2 separate regions of the Mus musculus genome follow, and region 1 is linked to region 2. A link is a loop called in an ENCODE intact Hi-C map of the cell type or tissue named here. Cell type or tissue: heart. All regions are shown on one strand. Links, peaks and the distances in the headings refer to the core of each region. The heading gives the core; the rest is flanking DNA.

Region 1 (11,494 bases), core at 5,458-7,957, 830 kb before region 2:
GGCATATAAAGTTTGCGTGTCCAATGGGCCTCTCTTTCCAGTGATGGCCGACTAGGCCATCTTTTGATGCATATGCAGCTAGAGTCAAGAGCTCCGGGGTACTGGTTAGTTCATAATGTTGTTCCACCTATAGGGTTGCAGATCCCTTTAGCTTCTTTGGTACTTTCTCTAGCTCCTTCATTGGGGGCCATGTGATCCATCCAATAGCCGACTGTGAGCATCCACTTCTATGTTTGCTAGGCCCAGGCATACTCTGACAAGAGACAGCTATATCATGGTCCTTTCAGCATAATCTTGCTAGTGTATGCAATGGTGTCAGCATTTGGAAGCTGATTATGGGATGGATCCCCGGATATGCTAGTGTCTACATGGTCCATCCTTTTATCTCAGCTCCAAACTTTGTCTCTGTAACTCCTTCCAAGGGTGTTTTGTTCCCACTTCTAAGGAGGGGCATAGTGTTCACACTTCAGTCTTCATTTTTCTTGAGTTTCATGTGTTTAGGAAATTGTATCTTATATCTTGGGTATCTTAGGTTTTGGGCTAATATCCACTTATCAGTGAGTACATATTGTGGACCATTGGAATCTTGATGCTGTAGTCTGATCCACAAAAATGCCCTTTGACTTAGTTAGGTTTTGCTTAATTTTTCTCAGCAATGCTTTCGAGTTTTTTAGTGTTCAACATTGGAAGTAAAATGATTCCTAGTTATTCCATTCTTTTTTCTGTTAATGTAAATGGAATTTCCCAAATTTCAATATTGGATTACTTTTATTGCCATTACATGGATATAAGACATTTTTTGTATATATATTGAACATGTATTTTGTAACATTTAAATTTTTATAAGTTTTAGTGCATCTCTAAGGATTTCTCTCCTACAGGATCATGTAATCAGCAAGTAAAGTCTGATTTATTTATTTTTTTCTTTCCATCATGAAAGATGTAAGAACATTCCTTTTTAATTTTTAGACCTTACTGGATTGGTTAGAATTGTAAACATAATATTAACAGGAACAAGTAGAAAAATCAATAGCAGAAGTCCTTCCACTGTCCTGTACCAAATTGTCTCTCCTCTCTTCTATGAGATTTAGTGTATCCTGTTTTACGTTGATCTCTGCAGAAAACTCAAGTTTATTTTTCTTTAAATAGTGTCTCAAGTGGCCCAGGCTGTGTTTGAGCTGCTGGTCCTCTAGCCTCTGTCTCCCTATTCGTTGCCTGCTCCCTATTCGTTGGCTATTCATATGCATTGTGGAGGTGGTTATTATAAATCATGTATCTAACACAGCTAGCCATTGTTTTTATAATAAAAGCATCTAATACCCACTTTCATCAATTTCACATGCATGATATATTATTAACTCTAAATGTCATATTTTACAACGTGTTTTCAGACCTCATTTATCTCATTGCAGACTTTTCTTTAAATCTCTTTTATGAGAACTCTTCCATTTCCTTTAGCATACAACCCTTTTAAGTGCCTTTCTAGTCTGCTTCTCTAAGTTCACCTTCTTTATTTTACTTACAGTATCTCCTACATTTAACTGTGTTGGTGCAATAAGCCTTGTTGTTGCCAGCTCAGTTTCCTGTTTTTCTTTTGAGTTTACAATTTTCCATCACACGAATACTCATGCCCTCATGCAAGCTTCTGATTATCTCTTTGATAGATATCTTGGTTATTTCTAGAACTTGCTATTGCAAGCAATGCTGCTGTGAACATATAACTGCAAATATCTCTTAGTAATTTTGCAGCTGTGCATAAAGTAGAACCACAGGCTTTGATCATTCATTTAGCTAATAATGTGGTATGCATTGATGTTTTTTTCCTTCTCTGAAACCCTTACACTGCAGGAACCAATCGCACCTTCAGTGGTGCCAATCCTTTACGTGTAGTGTTGAATTTGGTTTGTTAATACGTTTTGGTTTTTTTTTTTTTGGTTTTTTCGAGACAGGGTTTCTCTGTGTTGCCCTGGCTGTCCTGGAACTCACTCTGTAGACCAGGCTGGCCTCGAACTCAGAAATCCGCCTGCCTCTGCCTCCTGAGTACTGGGATTAAAGGCGTGTGCCACCTCGCCCGTCGTGTTAATACGTTTTTGAGGTGTTTTACATTGATGCTCATAAAGACTTGGTCTGGAGTGTTTTTCCCCTTCTTTTTGTATTGTTTTTCTCTGACTGTGGTATTACAACTACACACTGTAGACTGAGCAGGAATGTACTACACTTTGATCATCATCCTTAGATGTCATTATCTACCCTCTCCATCTTTAGCTTCTTCCCCATCTCTAACACTCACCGATTATGGTGGTTTAAATAAGAAATGTCCCTTCTAGGCTCATGTATTTGAACATGTGTTACCTAGTTATGTCATTGTGTAGGGAGTTTATGAACTTTTTAAAAGGTGGAGCCTTGCTGGTTGAAGGTGAAGTTTATTACTGGGGTGAGCAGTAAGGGTTTATAGCCTTGACACACTTCTTGTTCTGTGCTTCTCTACTTCCTGCATATAGATGTAACATGACCAGCTAGCTTCCTGTTCCTTTTGCCCTGCCTCTGGACTCTACCTCTGGAACCACAAGCTAAAATAAACCCTTTCTTCCTTAAGTTGCTTTTGATGATGCTATGTTATCACAGCAATAGAAGAGTAATAGATATACTTTTTGACTTGAATGTCCTGTTTCCTTCATCCTTAATTTCCATACACATGAGAACGAGAGAAAACATATATCTATTTTTGTAAATCTTGTTTATTTTGTTTACTATGATGAGCCATCCATATTCAAACAAGAGAAATCATTTTCTTCTTTATGGACGAATACGACTCTAGAATTAATCATATTTTCTTTGATCATATGCTGATAGGTTGATTCATGAACTGGAAATTGTCAATAGTAATGATACACATAGGTGTTCATCTATCTCTATAGTAAGCTGATTATATCTTAATTATAAGCATAGAAGACCTATTCTAGTCTAATATAATAGTTTATAAGAGATCTTTATAATGATTTCTACAATAGAAGCACTACTTTGCCTTCTGCTACAGTGCTAAGGGTTTCCTTCCCTGCATCCTTGCCAGTTTCTTTTCTTTGTTTGTTTTTGTATTTGTTTTTTTCCTGAATGGTAGCTGTTTTGACTGGAATGAAAGGGGATTTCAGTATAAATTTAATTTTTATTTTTCTGATGACTAAAGATGTACTTTTAAGAACATTTCCTGTATATTTATACATTTATTTGTTAGTTATTTCACCCACTTATTGATCCAATTATTTATTATTTTGGTGCTTATTATTATTATTAGTTTTTTTATATGTCTTGGTTATTATTTCCCTCTCAGATGCATAGCTAGAAAAATTTCTCTTCCATTATGTAGGGTTATTCTTTACTCTGGTGATTGATTCGTATGCTGAACACATTTCAACTTGCTGCTTTCCTATTCGTCAACGAATGTTGTTTCTTGAGCCAACCGACTGCCTTACAGGAAGTTTCAGTCTATGTTCATACATTGCAGTGTTTTTCTCTAGCGGTCTCAGACCTTACTTAAGGCCCTCAGTGTAATTTGAATTGATTCTATTTTAATCAAGGTGAGAGATAGGGATGTAATTACATTGTACTGTATGCGAATATACAGTTTCTACAACACCATTTGTTGAGGAGGCTGTCTCTTTTCCAACGTATGTTCCTGGAAGGTTTGTTGAGAATAATGCCACTGTAGCTGCATAAGCTTATTTCTGGGCTCTCTATTCATCTTAGTCAGGATTTCTATTCCTGTACAAAACAACATGACCAAGAAGCAAGTTGGGGAGGAAAGGGTTTATTCAGCTTACACTTCTACATTGCTGTTTGTCACCAAAGGAAGTCAGGTTTGGAACTCAAGTAGGTCAGGAAGTAGGAGCTGATACAGAGGCCATGGAAGGATGTTTCTTACAGGCTTGCTTCCCCTGGCTTGCTTAGCTTGCTTTCTTATAGAACCCAGGACTACTGGGCCAGGGATAGCACCACTCACAATGGGTTGGGCCCTCCTGCCTTGATCACAAATTGAGAAAATGCCTTACAGCTGATCTCATGGAGGCATTTCCTCAAGGGAGGCTCCTTTCTCTGTGATAACTCCAGCTTGTGTGGAGGTGACACACAAAACCAGCCAGTACACTGTTTTTTAATTCTACTTATCTGTACATCTATTTTTATGCTGGCAGCACGATGATTTTGCTGGTATGACTCTGTATATTAATTTGGAATCTGATATTATGATACCTGTAGTACTGGCCATTCTGCTTAGAGGTTTTTGTTTGTTTGTTTGTTTGTTTGTTTGTTTGTTTGTTTTTGACTAGTCAGCATCTTTCACATATCTATGTGAATTCTAGGATTGCCTCTATACTACAAAGAACATCTTCAGACTTTTGAAGTCTTGAACTTACTTTATCTCATTTATTTGTCTCCATTTGGAGACAATTGGTCAATTTTAAAACTAGACTTCTAAATTTTGCCTAATATTTAAACCATTTTGATATCCTTGAAATTGCATCAACAAAGAGTTTGATTTTTAGAGCAGCCATACTACCAGATCGATTGCATTTCTTTCTGCATTGCAATTTACACCTTTGGGTTGGATACCTGTCCAGTTTTATACCCTTTTATGAAAGGGTTTTCCTATTGAGACACATTCCCTAGTAATTTTAATTGCCACTGCCACTTATAAGAGAAAAAGACTCCAGCAATAACAACTCCTCTAGAAACAAACTAGATATTTGAAAACAGTAGAGTAAATGGTTGGAAATTAAAAACTACGTCCTCCTCTAGGATAGTAAAGGAAGGCTCTAAGATACAGGATAAACTGAGCATGTAAAAATTAGTAAGGACAATGGGGTTGGTAATTCATAAAAAAAAATGCAGGGATCGGAAAAATAAAGGTTGTAAGATAGGAAAGATCCCGGATGATGCTATGAGAACTTCAGTGAGGAGTAGTGATGGTTGGTTTTCATGGCAACTGCCATGAACTGGAATAATCTGAATAGGGATCCTCAACTGAAGATTTGTCCTGATTGCCTTAATTGATGTGAGAGGACTCATCCTGAGTGAGGGGCAGCATGTTCTGCTAGCACCCAGATAAAAAGGGCATGGTAGAAAGATTATCCTTCCTTTGAGAGATTGGCCTTCTGTGTTGTTTCTGCTCATTCCTTCAATGGTATCAGCACCAGAGTTTCCAGGCTTCCATTGTTGACTAAGGACTGGCAGCTCTCCAGGGAACTTCCATGTTTCCTCACCACACTGGGACTGCTTCATGGACTAACCAACTGTTGGGTTGTTGGTCTCTGCGGTGTGAGACTGTGGGAGTGCTCCAACTGCTGAGGTACTGAGTATCAAGGACTTAGCAACTACTAGGTTTTCAGAATCCCAGGTGTAACAACTGTATTATTATTTCAATGTAAGCTGATATAGTAAGTATATATTCATCCTACAAACTCTGCAGACTCTGTCCTCTAGTGAATCCTGATTAATATACAAGGAAGATCAAAATAAGACAGGAGTAGAACTGAACAAAACAATACAAAATGCTGAGTGAGAATTTCCTCTCTGAGTAGATAAAGGAGATGTAATTTTATAGTTTATTGTGTGTGTTTCTATGTGTGCGCCCATTTGTATGTATGTGTGCGTGTGTTCGTATGTGTGCGTGTGTGTGTGCTGTGTATATGTTTATAGATGTGTGGGTGTGTGTTTGTATGCATATGCGTGTGTGAGTTTGCAGTTGTGTATGTTTGTATGCATGTGTGTTTGTGGTGTGTGAGTTTGTGTGTGTAATGTGTTTTGACATATTTCTTTTGAAGTGCCAACAGGTACACCATAAAAGGAGTTGAGACCGGTTCTACTTTTCCTACTAGAGTGTGTCAGTCACTACAACCAATTCTTGGCTGCATTCCTGTCACTGTTGCCTAGATCAAGTTCCAGGGATGTAGGGAGTATAGGAACTTCTCTCCAGCGGCTCTGACAGCTGAGCCTATGGATGATTGGTTGACTACTCCTTCACACCACAGGCATTGGCCAGCACTTGTGCATATGGGAAAGTAAGCAGAGGTTGTATTTCCCCACCAAATTCTTTTGGTTGATAACTTAGAAAGTCGTCAAACAAAAAGCAATTTCTACAGAGTCAAACTGGATAGTTGATGAAGAACAGAAGTGTAGTTCTCACAAATTTGTTGACTGAGACATTCAAGATCAGCGTGTCAACATGTGTGGTTCAGTAAGAGCCATTTTGCTGCATCTTCATGTGGTAGGAGGAGATAGGAGCACACCACCTCCATAGTGTTCTTTCAGTGACAATTGTCTTGCTTGTCTTCCATTAGGGTCCAGCTCTAAACATGTTACCCTTCCAATACCAGTTTCAGAGAGGAAAATGTCTTCAGAGAGTAATGCTTACCCATCTCAACTGTGTAACAGAGCCATGGAACAGGATGCAAACCAAGCATTCCCAAGCCTCTCTGGATAACAGGATAGATGTTTGTGATGTCTTTTCTGCTTTCTCCATGACATTTTAGTCGTATGGCCTAAATGACCCCACCAGCAGAATACATAGACTGACTTGCAAACAGAAGTGTTTGAAGTCTTTGAAAAGCTGATCTGATACACCTTTGTGGTTCAAGAATACACTAGTAGTTTGATGGGGTGCACGGGGTGTGTGATACTTTATACTTTATATTTTACCGTGATGCCAGATGAAATGCAATTGTCTCTGGTACAGTAGCTTCAGGGGAGCTCTATGAAAACATCATGCATATTCTGAAAAGAGAGGAGGCCTTTTGGTTTTGAAATTCATGATCAGGTTTCCTCTCATTGCATAATTCCTGTGAGGATTCAGTGGAAGGAAGCATACATAATTAAGAGGAGCTCAAGCCGAACCAATATCCCTTTATTTAGGTACAAAGAAATTTCATTGAAACAATGGAATTGAAGTGGAAATGTGTTTGAAGCAGTTGTAGTTATAATTGCTTCCACTAAGGTGTGCTAGATCTCTAACTATTATCCACATGCCTCTTGTGTTACTAGATGCTGAACAGTGAATTCAGTGCTCACTGCCTTCCCCAGCCTGGCAAGCTCTCTTGCAGCGCTTTCTTTTGATCAATGTACTGCACACGAATTCATCTAAAAACACAAAGGAAGACAAGACGAGCATTTAAAAATGTCAAAGGAAAAGAATAGTCGGACATTGAGGGAGTGATTTTAATAAACAGGATCTGATATTGGTTTTAATTTTGTGAAAATAATTCAGTCTGTCGGGAAATTCTTGAAGGCTAACCCGATAGAGGGAATTTTTTTCCAGGCATTTCTTTCTTTTAACAAAACTCATTAAAGTCTTATTATTATGTACAAGAAATGGTACAGATGTCAGCACTCTTTGCTTTAATAGCATATCTATATGACTCCCCAGCTAACCTGCCATGTTTTAAGTCTCTCAAGGTTCCTGAGATCATCTCATGGAATCTGAATAATAATACAACAGAGTAGTTCTTATAGAAATGCCCCAGGTCAGAGGAGACAGAGGCCATGATGTTTGTGTTGACAAACTTTTGTTGAGTAGAAAGAAAAATTAATTCTTCATTTGCAGGACTGAACTTAGTTTTCCAAGTATTAAATTCACCAACCAGAAACTTATCAACTGGGCATACATTTCTATGTATTTAATAATTAATCAATGATAGATTAAAAGATTTTCCAGGAGAATATACCAACTTTCAGATAGTCTCATTCTGTGTGTTCCATAGAGGCTTCTCCACATCTGCCTTACTCTGGCAACACATTTTTACATGCAAATACTTCTTTTGGTCATACAGTTACATTTGGGATTTAGTTTACATTCTTTTCTTTATTATGTTGTGTTTTCAGTTAAAAAAGGGATCTCACTGCCCTCTTTCCAGTCGGCATGATGATTGCAAGGTCTGGAGCTTATCTTGGTCATAATTTGATTCCAAGATTTTAGTTACATTGACGAATCATTGTGACCAATGGTTATTTGAGTAAAACTTAAAATATTAGCTCCACATGTAAATTATCCTCAAAGAAAACCCTTGAAAACTATGGACAGTGATAAGTGGACAAACAATAGTTTACATTCTGCTTTTAACATCTGGAAATGAGCTGATAAGTAAATGTGTAGTCAGAAATTATCTTTAAAATGACAATTTTATTAGACTGAACTAAACATTTTCCATTAAGTGATGTTTTTCAAAGAAACAGTTGTATTTTCTTAACTTTATATCACTATAAAATTTTCCTTCTACACTGAGACCAAATTTCATATTTATAAAAAATCTTTTTGGCTATAATAAGGCTCCTTTTATTTGTAGGAACTTCTAAGATAATTATAACGAGTATGTAATAAGATAAGTTTGTTTTTATAGATAGAAAGTTTCATTTGAGGATTCAGGAAAAATAGCGTGTATTTCTATTTTCCCATATAATTATTATGTTAACAAGTTGGAGAAATATAAAATAGCATCTATGGTCTCACTGATATATGTTGTTTAAATAGTAGTAGAATAATCAGGAAGCAATTTAGTATAGTAAAAATTTTACATTATTAACCTAGAAAGCCCTTTTGTTAGTGAAATAATTTAGGATGATTTATTGTAGCAATTGTCTCCATAATTATCACTTGCTAAATAATAGTTATTTCCTAAAACCTTAAATGAGGGAGTAAGATTCATTAAGCCTGATTTGAATGCATCCAGAGGTGGAAAGAAATATTTTGTTTGACAAAATAGAAACCCAGAGGAATTATTATCCACTGGAATAGAAATATAAAACAAATAGAAGTCCGTACACCTGGTATGAACTCTGGGTTGACGTTCTACAGAGTGAATGTTGACTATCGCATGGAGTTGAAAGCAAAGGGGAGAAAGTCTGAGTCATGTGGAAAAGTTTTGAACACACCAATTACTTCTGAAAGGGATACAAAGGAAACGGAACATCCTTGGCCCTGAGAAGAGCAGCAGGATTGGTGAGTAGGAAACACAGGTCAAGCTGCGGGCAGCTGAGGGGAGTTCAGATGTGTTTAACTTGCCTTACGGTGCCGCATTTCTTCTGGCTAAGTTTAGATGCAGGGCATTAATAAATGAGGGTTTCCTTTTTTATCTAAAAAGAGAAAAAGCATGTTTGGGGTTTAATTAGAAGTATAGAAGTTCTTCAAGAAATATTTAGACCAGTTGATGCTCAATATTTATTTAATATGAAAAATAAAGAAGAGAAGAAAAAAATGTATCACTTTTTTTTTTTTTTTTGATGAGTGAAGCCAGACCTATACTCTAAGACTGCTTTTACAGGAACATTTCAAACAAATAGAATTAATGTGAACTCAACAGACAATTCTGGGGTAGGAATATCCATATATTACAGCAAACAGTTAATATTGGAATGTTTACTTTTCTTTTCCTTGATTAACTGAGGTAGGTTACAAGTCGTGAATAGATTAAAATTGCTGCTTATCTTATGGCTTTTCAATGTCAAAATTATAGGAGGAGGCCATCCTAAGTCATAAACCCACTTATGACTTTGCTCCAAAGCTGTTTTATTACTGAAATCAGAAATTGTAAATACATTTTCATGCAGAAGTAGATAGATTTGGTCATCTGGAGGCCTTGAAGCTAAGGGGGGCAGGGGCTAAGTAAATGTACAAAACCCAGCCAGGGAGGTTCTGCAAGCCAGAACACAGAGCCCCTCCGAAAGTCAGAGGGAAACATTTATTACACACTTTTATGGGTATCATTTTAAATTAATTTTATTTAAGTAAGAGAGAAGTAAATTACACCCATCAAAGTTAAATGTGGAAAGATGAAACTTCCAAACTGTTGGTGGGTGTTAGGCTAGGGGAGGTGGGATTGTGATGTCAAGACTTTAGAAAATGAGGCTCAATTACCCTGAGAGAAATAAACTTTCACAGATTCAGGATCATAAAAAAAAAAAAAAACCCAAACCAAACCAAACCAAAACATGAATTATAACACTTCAGAAATGGGAACAGTAAGATATGTCCAATGGCTGGAGAAATAAGATATCTGCAAATTTAGCTCTATGATTTTTTGTAGTAAAAGTCAATTATTTGTCATGTGTATAGAGAAATTATATCAGTGCCTGTTTGAGAAGCAATTTACTTTTACTATGTTTCCAGGAATCCATGAGAGAGTCATGATTGATTAATAGTTTATTACCTAACATGATTAATAGTTTATTACCTAACATTAACCTCAGTGTTTCCTTTAAAATGCAAACTCCCAAGGAGGTCACATGCTACACCGACTCACTATTACTCACAAATAGTAACTTTCTCATAGCCATTAGTAGGGTGAGGAGTTAATACTGTCAGGACTGCATTGTAGAACCAGTTAAAGGATGGTTTATAGTAAATATCTCTTCATCAGCTTTTACTAGCTCTAGTTACGTGAATTTAACTATTCTGAAGAACAAAATGGGCATGTGTTACTACTGTAGAAGGTTATTTAATAGAAACCACTAAATGACAACTAAATTGTATATTTAGATCCTGGGCACCCTGAAAGGTGTTTATGGCTATCAACTTAGTGTTTATGATCCATGCTGCTAATAAACCTCTTTCAAGAAGCGAAGATAGAGGATATTTTTTATGTAGATTAAGTTGACTATATTACTTGATTCAGGGAAGCAAAAACAAAAAACAAAAAACAAAAAACAAAACAAAAAAACCCAACAACAAATAAATCTCTTTTTAAAGAAAAATAACAGTAAGTCTGGAGCGACAGCACAGTGGATAAAGGCACTTGCTCTTCTTACAGAGAACCCATGTTCAGTTCCCAGCATGTATGGCAGTTGCAAACATCTCTAACTCCAGTTTCCGGGTACCTTATGCCTTCTGGTCTCCATGGGTGCTAGGTATGCATGTAGTGCACACTTGCACACATGCAGGTAAAATACTCATACACATAAAATTGCATAAGGGAGGTTCTGATTTGTCCTTTGGTTTGACAGTAAAGCAAGGTGAGAATAATTGGTGTTTATTTATGAAATGGACTCCAATATACCAGCAATGAACAGGCGTTGTTTTGGGTAATGGATGAGCCATATCAATAAAAATGTTTTAACTTTCTCATACTATATTTATTGTCTCATTCTTTGAATGGCTGGTTGTTCACTTTATTCATATTTTAATCATTACCAGGAAAAAAAGAGAAACCTTTCTGTAGCAGAAAATTTCTTCACATAAGTTGTTTCTTATCATTCTTTTTAACTTTTAAAGAATTAATATACAAATAAAAAATTGTGTTAAAAGGCTAAGCTTGCTCCATAACTCAATAGCAAATTTACGACAGGTTGAGATATGGCGAACTTTGTTGGCAAGACTGAAAACATACTCCACATTCATTGCTAGCCACCAGTAATACCTTCATATTTAACTTTTGTCATTGGGATCATGTGACATATGTAAAAGAAGACAAATGTCAACTTTAATGAGCTAGGTCTTTCACTTCCCTTCTGACTC
Region 2 (11,494 bases), core at 4,721-7,220:
ATATTAAGAAGGAGAGACTGTGGAAATACTCGCCTCTAGTTGGGACATAGTCATCATACCTATAAGAGCCCAAAATAATGAATGTCCTCGGTGAAGCAGTAATTTCTGGACATGGCAACACTATTGCACACAGGAACTCACACCAGCTATGTCCATATGCATAAGATATGCACAACATCAAGGCAGCCAAATTCCCAACATGGATGGGGAAGGAGAACACAAAGAGTAATTTCTACCCGAGGAGCCTTTGGCAGTTGATAGTTGCTGGACATGGACATTGCATGGACATGGCATGGTTAGTTACTGGTCTTGTTCATAGATGTACTCCTAAGAGTCAACCCATGTTACATTGATGGACACACTGGCAACAATTAGTAGACATGCTGTGTGTATATACATATATATATAAATATATATATATGTATATATATGTATATATGTACATATATATGTATATATATATATATATTCGTATATATAGCACATAATTTAAATAACCTAATAATTTAAGTAAGAGCCTAAAAAGGAAAAATATATAGGTATAGGCAAGAATATTCTGAAAAAAAACTGCAACATGTATTCTAACTCAAACAATTAGTAAGTGAGCATAAAAAATTCAAAGTTTTCACAAAGCAAAGAAAACGACAGTAGAACAGAAAGATAACCCATCATTTTGGAGAAAATCTTTACCACTTACTTTAGGCAAAGGGCTAATATCCAAAATTTACAAGGAACTGCAAAATGGAAACAAGAAAATAACAGGGCTGAAGAAACAATTGAACACACAGACAAAAACAAACAAACAAACAAACAAACAAACAAACGCAATGCCTGAGGTCACCTGAACATCTTTTGTTTTACTGAGACTTTCCGAGTAACATTCACTTACATTTGCCTGGATTCATGGGTAGTGTAAGAGCGTGCAGAGACAAAGAGCTGTTAAAGATGGAACCTGGTGTTCATTAGAAATTTCTTTAGCTATCATGAGTACGAATACAGAGTACAGTAGTCAAACTGGTTTGCTGTTCCACCTGCTGGTCTTCGTGACCAGTAGGTAGCCCTGGCTTTTGTTTATGCTTTGGTTGTCTTCCTTCTTCACACCTCATGCATAGCATGCCCAAGCACAGGATTCAGGACTCCCTAGGTTCATGCTTACAAAACCACTATGAGATAAGCAGTCCTATAATAATATATATGAGAAACAAATAGAAAGACAGAAGACTTTGCCTAAAGTGATATCATTAATGTCTGGGTAAGAATTTAAACTCATGCTCTGATTCTAAAGTCCATAGTTTAGGAAAATCTTGTCAAGATGGTGTCATAAGGACCCCTTTTAGCATACTGCTATAACAGAGATAATATACAATTAAAGTGATATTCAAAAACAGGCCAAAATATAAACTACAAATGATGTACAGTTCACCAACTGATGACTGACGCGAAGGAAGCAACTCTACATACTTTGAAGAAAACTAGACTGCATGGGGTCGTCACATTTATCTCACAATGTTCTACCAATACCCAGTGCCAGGTTTCTGATTGAAAACCGGGGCGGGGCGAGTGATATTATAGAATTTGAGTGACTGCAACCACTCCTATATCCTTAGCCAATGCATACACTGGACTTCCTTATTTGTTTTTTAATTATGCACATGTATTTGTGTCTATCTATGTAGGAGTATGTGAAGATGAGTGCAGTTGTTTCCTGGGGCCAGAAGAGGGCATTTCATGCTCCTAAACTGGAATTTCAGGTAGTTTTTAGCTCCCACATATGGGTACTTGTAGCTGAATTGTCCTCTGGAAGAGGAGCAAGGGCTCTTATCTGATGAGCCATCTTTTTTCCAACCCCCAGAAATCTCTTAAGGAACATTGAGAATGAGCCCTACCTTGCAGCCAGAACTTGTGTCAAAATGGTCATTAGCTACATCTAGGGTATGCTCATAACCCAAGATGGTGGGCTGGGACAGAACTTAGAAGCTAGCCATAATGCCTTATGGCTGTATAAAGGTCTACCGACACTGAGACATGTAACAATCTCTCTCATTTAACTTGATCCAACAAACCAAAACTCCCAAAATATAAGAGAATAATATTGAAAGGTTAGGGGCTGGGGAAGGGGCTCCTTAGTAAAACGCTTGTGAAAAACTTGACAATATCAGTTTGTATCCACAGCACTCAAATATAAAGTTGGGTACAGTGGCTTGTGAATGTAGTCTTAGCACTGGTGGAGGATTCTGGGGTTTGACTGCCCAAGACTCTAGATGGTTAGAAATCTCTAAGTTTATTAAGAGACTCTCTCAGAATATGTGGTAGGAAATAATACAGAGAGACACCCAATATTGTCCTCTAGCCTGCATGCACACACACGTAATCGCTTAAGTTACTTTAAAGGTTGTGAAATAGCAAAGCTACTTCATAATGACTTCAAATTAAGCATAATAGGACCCATAAAGAGACAGTATAATAGACAACAAATGTAAAGGCAGAATTAATAATGAAATAAACATTTCTCTTAGAAAAGAATCTATTTGAATCCTCCCTCGATAGAGATGTAAGTAAAACACACTTTATGAATTTTATATAGTGGACATAGTCAAAAAGGAATTAGAAAATGGGTCGGTATCTCTTAGTAATCTACTGGCACAAATCTTAGCAACCTGTGCAGCACAAATAGATATATAAAAGAAGATGGAAGAGACGTTCAGAATAATATATTATTAGAAAGTTTCATAAGGAGTTGAATGCTAATAGTAGGAGAAAGAAGAAAAGCCCTGAATTTTCTATTTCTTACAAAAGCCAATAATCTCACAGCTGAAGTAGCTATGAAGGTGAAGATCCAACAAACCAAAAATCCCAAAATATAAGAGAATAATATCGAAAGGTTAGGGGCTGGGGAAGGGGCTCTTTAGTAAAACGCTTGTGAAAAACTTGACAATATCAGTTTGTATCCACAGCACTCAAATATAAAGTTGGGTACAGTGGCTTGTGAATGTAGTCTTAGCACTGTTGGAGGTGTTCCTGCTCATCTTTCAGGTAAAGAAAAACAATAGGTACCACTGCTTTCAGGGAAAGGCCTTTGGGAATCCATAGTGTGGATGGGATAAATCTCCTTCCAAATAAATTCCAAAGACCAACTGAAATACAGATGCAGCGATGTGGTCCCATCCTGACCAGTGCAGATGCAGGCTCACTGCTACAGATGTCTACTGCTACAGGGGTCAAGAAGGAACCTGAGATGTAATGAGCATGAGATGTAAGCAGATCACAGAGGTGGATAACAACAGAGCACGTGCAGTTCACTCTGGAACCCTCTATGTGAACTCAAAGGTTCAAAGTTCAAATGAAAAGAAAAAAAGCGCACCCTGCTTTGCTGTACAGAAGGACAGTTAATCACCAACATGGGGGAAAAATGCGCCTGGCAAGTGATTCGTGAGAGCGTCTACAAGTTCCCTGTATCACCCTTTCCCTTTGTGAAGCTCAATTTCACCTTGTTTCATTTAGCAGTGTCAGAAGACATTTTATTTTCATTTTTCTGTATATATTTGTTGGATTCTTGTACAATTCTCTTCTGTCCAAGAATAAAATGAATTATGGCATCCGGAGAAGGGAGGAGCTGGCTGTAAGATGTTAAAAAGCATGTACATAAAACATGAATATATGCTTGTAGAGAATACGCATGCATGCACTCTTCATATAAATAAGAAATATGGCTGTAACATATTAGCTGTTAACATATAACCGTTTCCTCTTAGCTGGAGGAAAAAAAACTGAGCTCAAGGGAAGATTAGCACTTTCTTTTTAAAAAGATATGCACCTTCTTAAATACATAGAATTAAAATACTAGAGTTGATTTTAATTTTTAAAAGTTCTCTACAGTCCACTAGTAAGTAAGTATGACCAGCTATGATAACAGATCAACATTTAAGTTTAAACATTTAAATGCTATGCAGCACTTTCTATCTTTTGTTCCTTGCAATTCACCCACTTCCAGAGGGAACCACATTCTTTTGGAGGCCCTCTCTCTACCATGCTGACTTTCTGAGCTGTGCTTGAAAAAAATAGTAATAATGAAGTTGCCTTTTGTACTTCTAGTTTTTTAATTGGTTTGGAGGAAATAATAAGGAATGCATTTTTTTCCTCAATCATAATCTTCAGAAGGTCCATCTTTTTCATAAATCCTTAGCTACACCTTTGCTTTATTTATCAGGAGACGTACAAGGCTTTCAAAACAATACACACATTTTCTTGCTATTCACATCAACTTAACAAAAGGCCTTATGAAATATATTCCGGGTGCTTTGTGGGGAAAGAACACAATTTTTCAAAACATGTAAATGAAAAAAAAAAATCATTGGTTTTCTCTCTTAAAAGGAAAATCCCTTTCTGGCAGCAGGAACAAGCAGGAACTGTGTGGCCACAAGGACAAAGAGTGAACGTAACAGGTGGCAAGGACATAATGAACTTCGTTCTCTCAGGAAAGAATGCGGCTGCCATATTTTGCTTTGATAAGGCAGCTCAGGTCACATGACAGGACGAACTTGTCTTTCCTGTGCATAATCTCCGTTCAAAATGCAAACCTAGGGCTCAGGGCTGCCAGCGGTTAACAGGTTTCCATAAAGTTTGCAAAGGCAGCTAAGAAATGCTACAAAATTACCTCGGAAATGGAATCACATTCCGACACCCTTAAAGTCCCCTTCCCTTTCACTACAAATCTGCAGCTTCTCACTGGCTGCCTTTTGTTTGGTTTTTTGTTTGGTTTATTAATTTACTTTAACAAACAGAAGATTCCAGATAAAAGGAGTCTGTCCCCCATGTAAGTTCTGTGCTTTAAACAAGTAGACAAAACTGAATTGTCTCTCTGCTTTGGAAAATGTTTAAACGATGCTGAAGTAGACCTAAAACTTCATCAAATCAACAAATGGACCATAAAGATCCTCCATATTTTTTGATAACATCAATTGCAAATATTATGGTAGCAAAAACTGATTTTTCTAATGAGGTGAACATCAGAAAGTATATTTTAGCACTTACTATAAATGTGATTATGAACATGAGAGGTTGGAATAAGAAAAATAGGTCGCCTCGGCTCACATTCCTGGACATGCTGGCAAGCTAAGATTTTCTTTGAACAACAACAAAACATAGTTAAAACAGGACTTAGTTACGTTTAAACAAGGAATTATTCTCAACTTATACTGTAAGGTTTTTCGTTGAGCTTGGTTGGTTTTATTTTAGAAAACATGACCTTACTAACTTCTAAGGTATTTGCACTGAAACAAACAAACAAACAAACAAACAAAAACTGCTCTGCATTACTGCAACATGATTCTTCAAAAAGAAATGTGTGCAAAGTCGATAGCACACAACGTGAGCAAACAGGATCAGCAGGAACAAAAGAAGTTTGCACGCTGTTGCTCAAGGACTTTTAAAGAATCCTTCCCAGGGATAAGACACATAAACCACTGGGAAGGGACTTGGGAAATCAAAGCACACTTAGTTTTCAATGCATGAAGATGTACTTTCTTAACTATTTTATATTAAAAATAAGAGGGAGCAACAGCAATTCTCACTGGCTGGCTGGCTGGCTGCTAAACACGGGCCCTGACCCTTCTCCTGGCCAGGAATGCAAAGCTCTTTCCATAGGACTTATTCCTGAGATAAGGCACCAAATCATGAAGCCAGCGCCCAGTGACACAGAAGTTGGACTAAATGCAATGTTTACACATATCCTGACTCCCCCTTCTTCCTCATCCCAGCCACATTTGATTTGCCTAAATCAATATTGACTCTGGTTGCAGAAAAGCAGGACTTAAACAAAAGAAAATCTGGAAGAGAAAGAACAGACTGGACGCTACGAGTTTTTTTTTTTTCTCTCAGATTGCAAGTATCACGTGAAATGAAGCAGAGACAAAGCCACAGAGCTTCGGAATTTCTAAGTATTCTTGATGGCTTGTTTCTCCCCCCACCCCCCAAAAAGCAGAGCAGATTTCTTAACTTGTATTACAACCCAGAAAGAATATTTGAGCAACATCTTAAATCTGCACTCACCATGTGAAAGCAACAGTTGCGTGGAGTAAAAGTGTGTTATTTCTCCTGCCCCTGTTCCATTTCAGTTCTGACTATAGTTGTCCAACAACCAAAAGGCCGGAGCTGCCACCCAGAGGCCCCGTCCACGATCTGGTTCATTTGCCTGTCAGCCCGAGAGCTGGCTTCTGCCGGCTGCAGCTGTGCACTTTGCTGAAGTTCTAATATAAATCTCCATATGGTTCCCACCGCCTCACATAGGTGATCTGGCCTCTCGGTTCAATGAACGCGCAGCTGAACTCTTTTCCAGGTGAGTCTGTGAGAGCTAGCTTTGAAGTCGTCCACTCTCAAGTTCAGGAGTTCTTGGTGAGGAGTGGGTGGAGAGAAGCAGCCTTGCTCCGGGGAACTCAGGCTGCAGTCAGAATGCGAAAACTTCCTCTGTTTTCCTGCCTTGCGTGGCTGAGCGCTAGTGCCTCTTTTCACAGAACTTCGGAATGTACAGGCAGGACGCAAAAGGGGCCCTGCCAGACAAGCCTTTCTCAATCAATTAGCTTGCAGCCATTACTTGTGACCCGAGGTCACACAGCATAAGTGTGTGGGGTGTGCCTTCAGGGGTCCCAAGGCTACTTATTACAGCTTAGATAACCTAAGCCGAGCAGACACTGCATTCTAGAAATATTTTTTAATAGTAAATGTGCTAAAGATGTAAAGTAAACCGAAGGTAACCCCCTAGTGTTCTTTCTGAGTAGGTATTGCTTGACTCAGTGAATTTAAAACAATACTTTTTCACATTAAATCAAACAGCGTTCAGGACAGAATAGTAACATGTTTTCTTTATATTATGTGCCTGCAGATGTGGAAATGACAAAAGAGCTCATGTAGACACTCACATGATTACCAGCATACATATCCCTTGTATCACATGGCTAAGCATAGGCAGTAGTATGGTTTTCCTTGAGACTTTTAAAGAATTTTAATGTAAAATTAATTTTAATTAATTAATTTTGATGCAACTATCGACAAAGTTCTCCGTAGCTAAGGAACTGACCTCACTTTGAGGATACAGCCTAGCCTGCTAACCCCGGGTGAGATTCCATGCAAAATTAACTTCACGAATTCTCTTATTTTCAGAACTATATTAGTTACAATTTCCTCCAGTTCCGAAAAAGCGCTTCTTCATTTTAGTACATTTTTAACTGGGAATTCATAAGAAAAGCTATGACGTGCTAAGAAAAAAAAATGTAATATTGCAAAACTCTATCTGCGTTTTATGCATTACATCTTCGTAGTCTTCAAAAACACTTTACAAGGATAGGTATCATTATCAAATTTGTGACAAGGAAGTATCAAGTAATTGTACTTCAAAGCAAACCCTTTCTTTGAATGATCCAACCAAATTAAAATGCTCATGTTTCTACAGTGATTAGATTAGACACCCTCCCTCTCCCAGTAGCTGTCACTCAGAGATAGAGATAGATGCCCAACACTCCATCCTTCACCCTATTTACTAAGTAACTGCACAGGCATGCGAGGCCTGCCTGGGAAATTCCTTTAGATGCTGATCTTTCATCTGCCTCGACCATCTTCGAATTAGCAAAACTGAATTAGCTTTAATCAGCTGTTATCTGATATAAAACAAAACATAGACAAATTAAAATGAACAAATTATAAGATTAGCAGCTAAATAATGCTTTCTAATAGGTAGAGCAGACTTTTTGAAAGTACAGAAACAGAGAATATAAGTGGTAAAGTTAGCTCTGGGTGAGACTGAGTGCAGAAACTGGGGTTTCCACTTTCTCAAATGTGAAATATGCGTCATTGATTGGTCTGTATATCGCCTCTGAATAAGTTTTAGAAAACAAAAAATAAATAAATAAATAAAACATGTTTGAGATCTTTCTGTGACTCCCTCATGCCTGTTTTGTATACTGAAAGTGAGCATCACTAAAAAATAGACATTGAAAAATAGACATGGGAAAATGACCAACCTAGTTAGCGACTAACCTAGTTAGTGCTTGAAGGTTCCCAAGGCCACCGAGGTTGCTACACTTCATCACTACCCCAATACCCCGTGTTGTACATTCAGAGTTTTCTCAATCGCTTTATTCAAGATGAACAGCTAATTTAAGAGTCAACAAGGGCACCCAGCCTTATATTTTAGATGTCTACAGTCATCTACTTTCAAGATTTAGCCCCTATTGTAATGGAACATCAGTGTACATGAAATAAGGATTTCTTTCTAGCAAGTTCAGAAAGGTCACTAATAACCATGCACAGCATAAAACATACAACAGAAGTTGAACAGGCCTTGATGATTTCCCTGGCTATAAAGTAGTTTTTATGGCCAGTTTGTAGGTTTTTATGTGGCCATAGACCTTTCTGAATTACACACAGGTTATGAAAATAGTCCCCTCTGCTGAAGTCTGCTATTACTCGGCAATGATTACTACCCAGACACTATTAGAGAGAGTTTGTCATTTTGATTCACGTCAAGTCCCATCTTTACTTTGTAGAGGAAACGTTCGCTCCTCTAGATGTTTTCTGATGACTTGATCCAATGTAGCAGATCATGGGCTGCTCAATTCATTTAATTTGAAAATTATCTCCCCTGCCTAAATCATTTCACAGTGTATTTTGAGGTGCTAACTTAGAATACAGGATACAATTCACAAAGCTCAAGAAACTCAAGAAGGAGAAAGATCAAAGTGTGGATACTTCGGTCCTTCTTAGAAGGGGAAACAAAATACCCATGGAAGGAGTTACAGAGACAAAGTGTGGAGCAGAGACTGAAGGAAAGGCCATCCAGAGACTGTCCCACCTGGGAATCCATCCCATACACAGACACCAAACCAAGACCCTTGGATGCCAACAAGAGCTTGCTGACAGGAGCCTGATATAGCTGTCTCCTAAGAGACTCTGCCAATGCCTGACAAATACAGAAGTGGATGCTCACAGACATCCACTGGACAGAGCTCAGGGTCCTTCCTAATGAAGGAGCTAGAGAAAGTACCCAAGGAGCTGAAGGGGTTTGTAGCCCTTAGGAGGAACAACAATATGAACTAACCAGTACCCCCAGAGCTCCCAGGGACTAAACCATCAACTAAAGAGTACACATGGAGGGACACATGGCTCCAGCTGCATATGTATCAGAGGATGATCTAGTTGGTCATCAGTGGGAGGAGAGGCCCTTGGTCCTGTGAAAGCTTGATGCCCCAGTGTAGGGGAATGCCAAGGCCAGGAAGCAGAAGTGGGTGGGTTGGTGGGGGGTGGGGAGTAGGGGGTTTTCAGAGGGAAAACCAGGAAAGAGGACAACATTTGAAATGTAAAAAATAAAATATCTAATAAAAATTTTTTTAAATTATCTAAATTGCCTAAATCATTTAACAGTGCAAAAATTGCTATATGTATTTAAAGGTGCTAACTTAGAACACATTTTTAAAAATTAAAAATTCATTCCAATTATCGATTTAAACTCTTAAGTTTCAATATGCTAATATTAAATTATGCAGGTATAATTAAAAGGAATTATATAACAAGATATTAATCATAAAGTTACATGTTAATATTTTTATATCAATTACAGTATGTATCTATACATACTGTCCTTCACAATATGCAATGTTTGGAAGAAGGTCACTTTTTCATGGAAGAAAAAGAAATCCATAGAATAAATTTCTAGGAGCTGAGGGTGTAGCTCCATAGTGGAAAGCTTATTTGATATAAACAAAGCTCTTGGTTTGATTCTAGCCTACAAAAATCAGAAATTTCCCACTTTTCATGACAATTTATGAGCAGTCCAGAATCATTAGTCAAACTCAGACAACATTTGGTTAAAATATCTATAGAAAAAAATAGAGCAGGCAAAAATCCCAAATGCAAAGATGAATTTAATATTCTCATTGTTAGTCTTAGTTTTTAAATTTTATTTGTTTCTGCAGTACTGGGGATCAAACCCATAACATTGGTTCTTTACCAGTGAGCTATATACTAGCCTCTGCCACTCATGTGAAATTGATAATAAATTGATAATGTTACACTATGAAAACCAGTGGGGTATCTAGCCTATGAATCCAAATTCAAGAAAGCTGTTGTACATTTCTTGATAAATGTCAATAGTGTCATATATTAAGGAGCTTCAGTTCTTTGTACTGCGAAACAAAGTTGGGTTCACAGGATGCGTACATGAGGGACCATATATACTTCTCAGTCTCGCTCTGGGGTGTACTTAGCGGTGTCTCAGCTAACAGAACCATCGTAAGATAACTGAACCAGCTAGAAGTTGGTTATAGGGGCACAGCACATGATGTGTGATTGTAATCATAATATTAGACAAAGCCAATCTAATCCAGAGTCAAGCAAATAGAGAACAAATATAAAGTAAAGCCCCTGTATAACATTGCAAAAAAAATGGGGTATGAGCATTATCAGAAGGATAACAGTAAATAGAAAACTCATCAACTGAACAGATGAAAACAGGGATTTTAATATTCATGAAGACATGTAACCCACTCAATAGGGAAATTTAAAGGTCGTGGTTTAAAAAGAAAAGAACAAAGTCTGGGCCAGTGAGATGGCTCAGTGGGTAAATGTGCTGGCTATGAGGCCTGATGACCTGAGTTCAATCCACAGAACCTATATAGTGTTGGAAGCAAAGGGCTTGCTCTATAGAGTTGGATTATAACCTACTCAAATTGGCTACACTATTCAAGTATCCAAACAAAGCTCTCTCTCTCTCTCTCTCTCTCTCTCTCTCTCTCTCTCTCTCTCTCTCTCTCTCACACACACACACACACACACACACACACACACACACAACATGGTAGGCTTTTACAGGTGCTCAATAATAATAATAATAATGATAATAATAATAATATATTTAAAAAATACATACAATAAAACAAGATAATTGGATGCAATATACCAAAAAATATTGCCTGGGTGATGTTCTTTAAAGATATTAGGACAGGAAAACAAAATAAAGAAGTAAATATGTGGAAAGAGGACAAACAAGATGTACTTGCATAATTAAAGTGACTACAATCAAAGTAGAATTACAAGATGTAAACAATACCTAAGTAAAAGCAGAAAAAAAAAAAACCTAAAGATATTTTATAGTTCCAGGTTTAAAATAGTCATCTTTTAGAAGGTATCAAAATTAACAAATGCTATCAAAATATTTATGTTAATAAATGTTCACTTGTACTGGTTTAAATTAAGGAGAGCATCCTTAAGAAAAGGTAAACTACTAAAACGTTCAGAAGAAATACAAAACTTTAAATGGAAAGGTAACTTGATCTCATATGTGAGTACTTTTACTTTTCTCCCTCTTGGGTGCATTTGTGAAAAGCTGATGATTTTTGTTACGCGGTTTAGAGTCTTAACACCTGGGGGGGGCTTCTTTAGTACACTTGTCCTGAGAAATTTACTCTGTAGGTGCTTCACTTGAAATTTCTTCTTACTTATTTTTTTT

What was found. Peaks named below come from ENCODE experiments on the same cell type or tissue, not always from the same donor. Only the 100,000 strongest peaks of a DNase experiment are listed, where the experiment ranks them.
Region 1: it touches region 2 in a loop (9-fold over the local background); 2 of 42 quality-filtered maps call a loop at or near these places.

Annotation. Positions count from the first base shown.
Region 1 is chr16:78,152,260-78,163,753 of GRCm38, reverse strand. It overlaps Gm31495 (a long non-coding RNA gene), which reads left to right and starts at 8,814. Exons shown (of 3, transcript XR_876180.1): 1 at 8,814-8,983. In heart, for the core only: a CTCF peak has its summit at 6,972; no DNase peak of the experiment used is centred there.
Region 2 is chr16:77,324,233-77,335,726 of GRCm38, reverse strand. It overlaps Mir99ahg (Mir99a and Mirlet7c-1 host gene (non-protein coding)), which reads right to left and starts at 6,399. Exons shown (of 5, transcript NR_015543.3): 1 at 6,049-6,399. In heart, for the core only: a CTCF peak has its summit at 6,167; DNase peaks (open chromatin) are centred at 5,686 and 6,386; H3K4me3 peaks cover 2,371 bases; H3K27ac peaks cover 2,500 bases.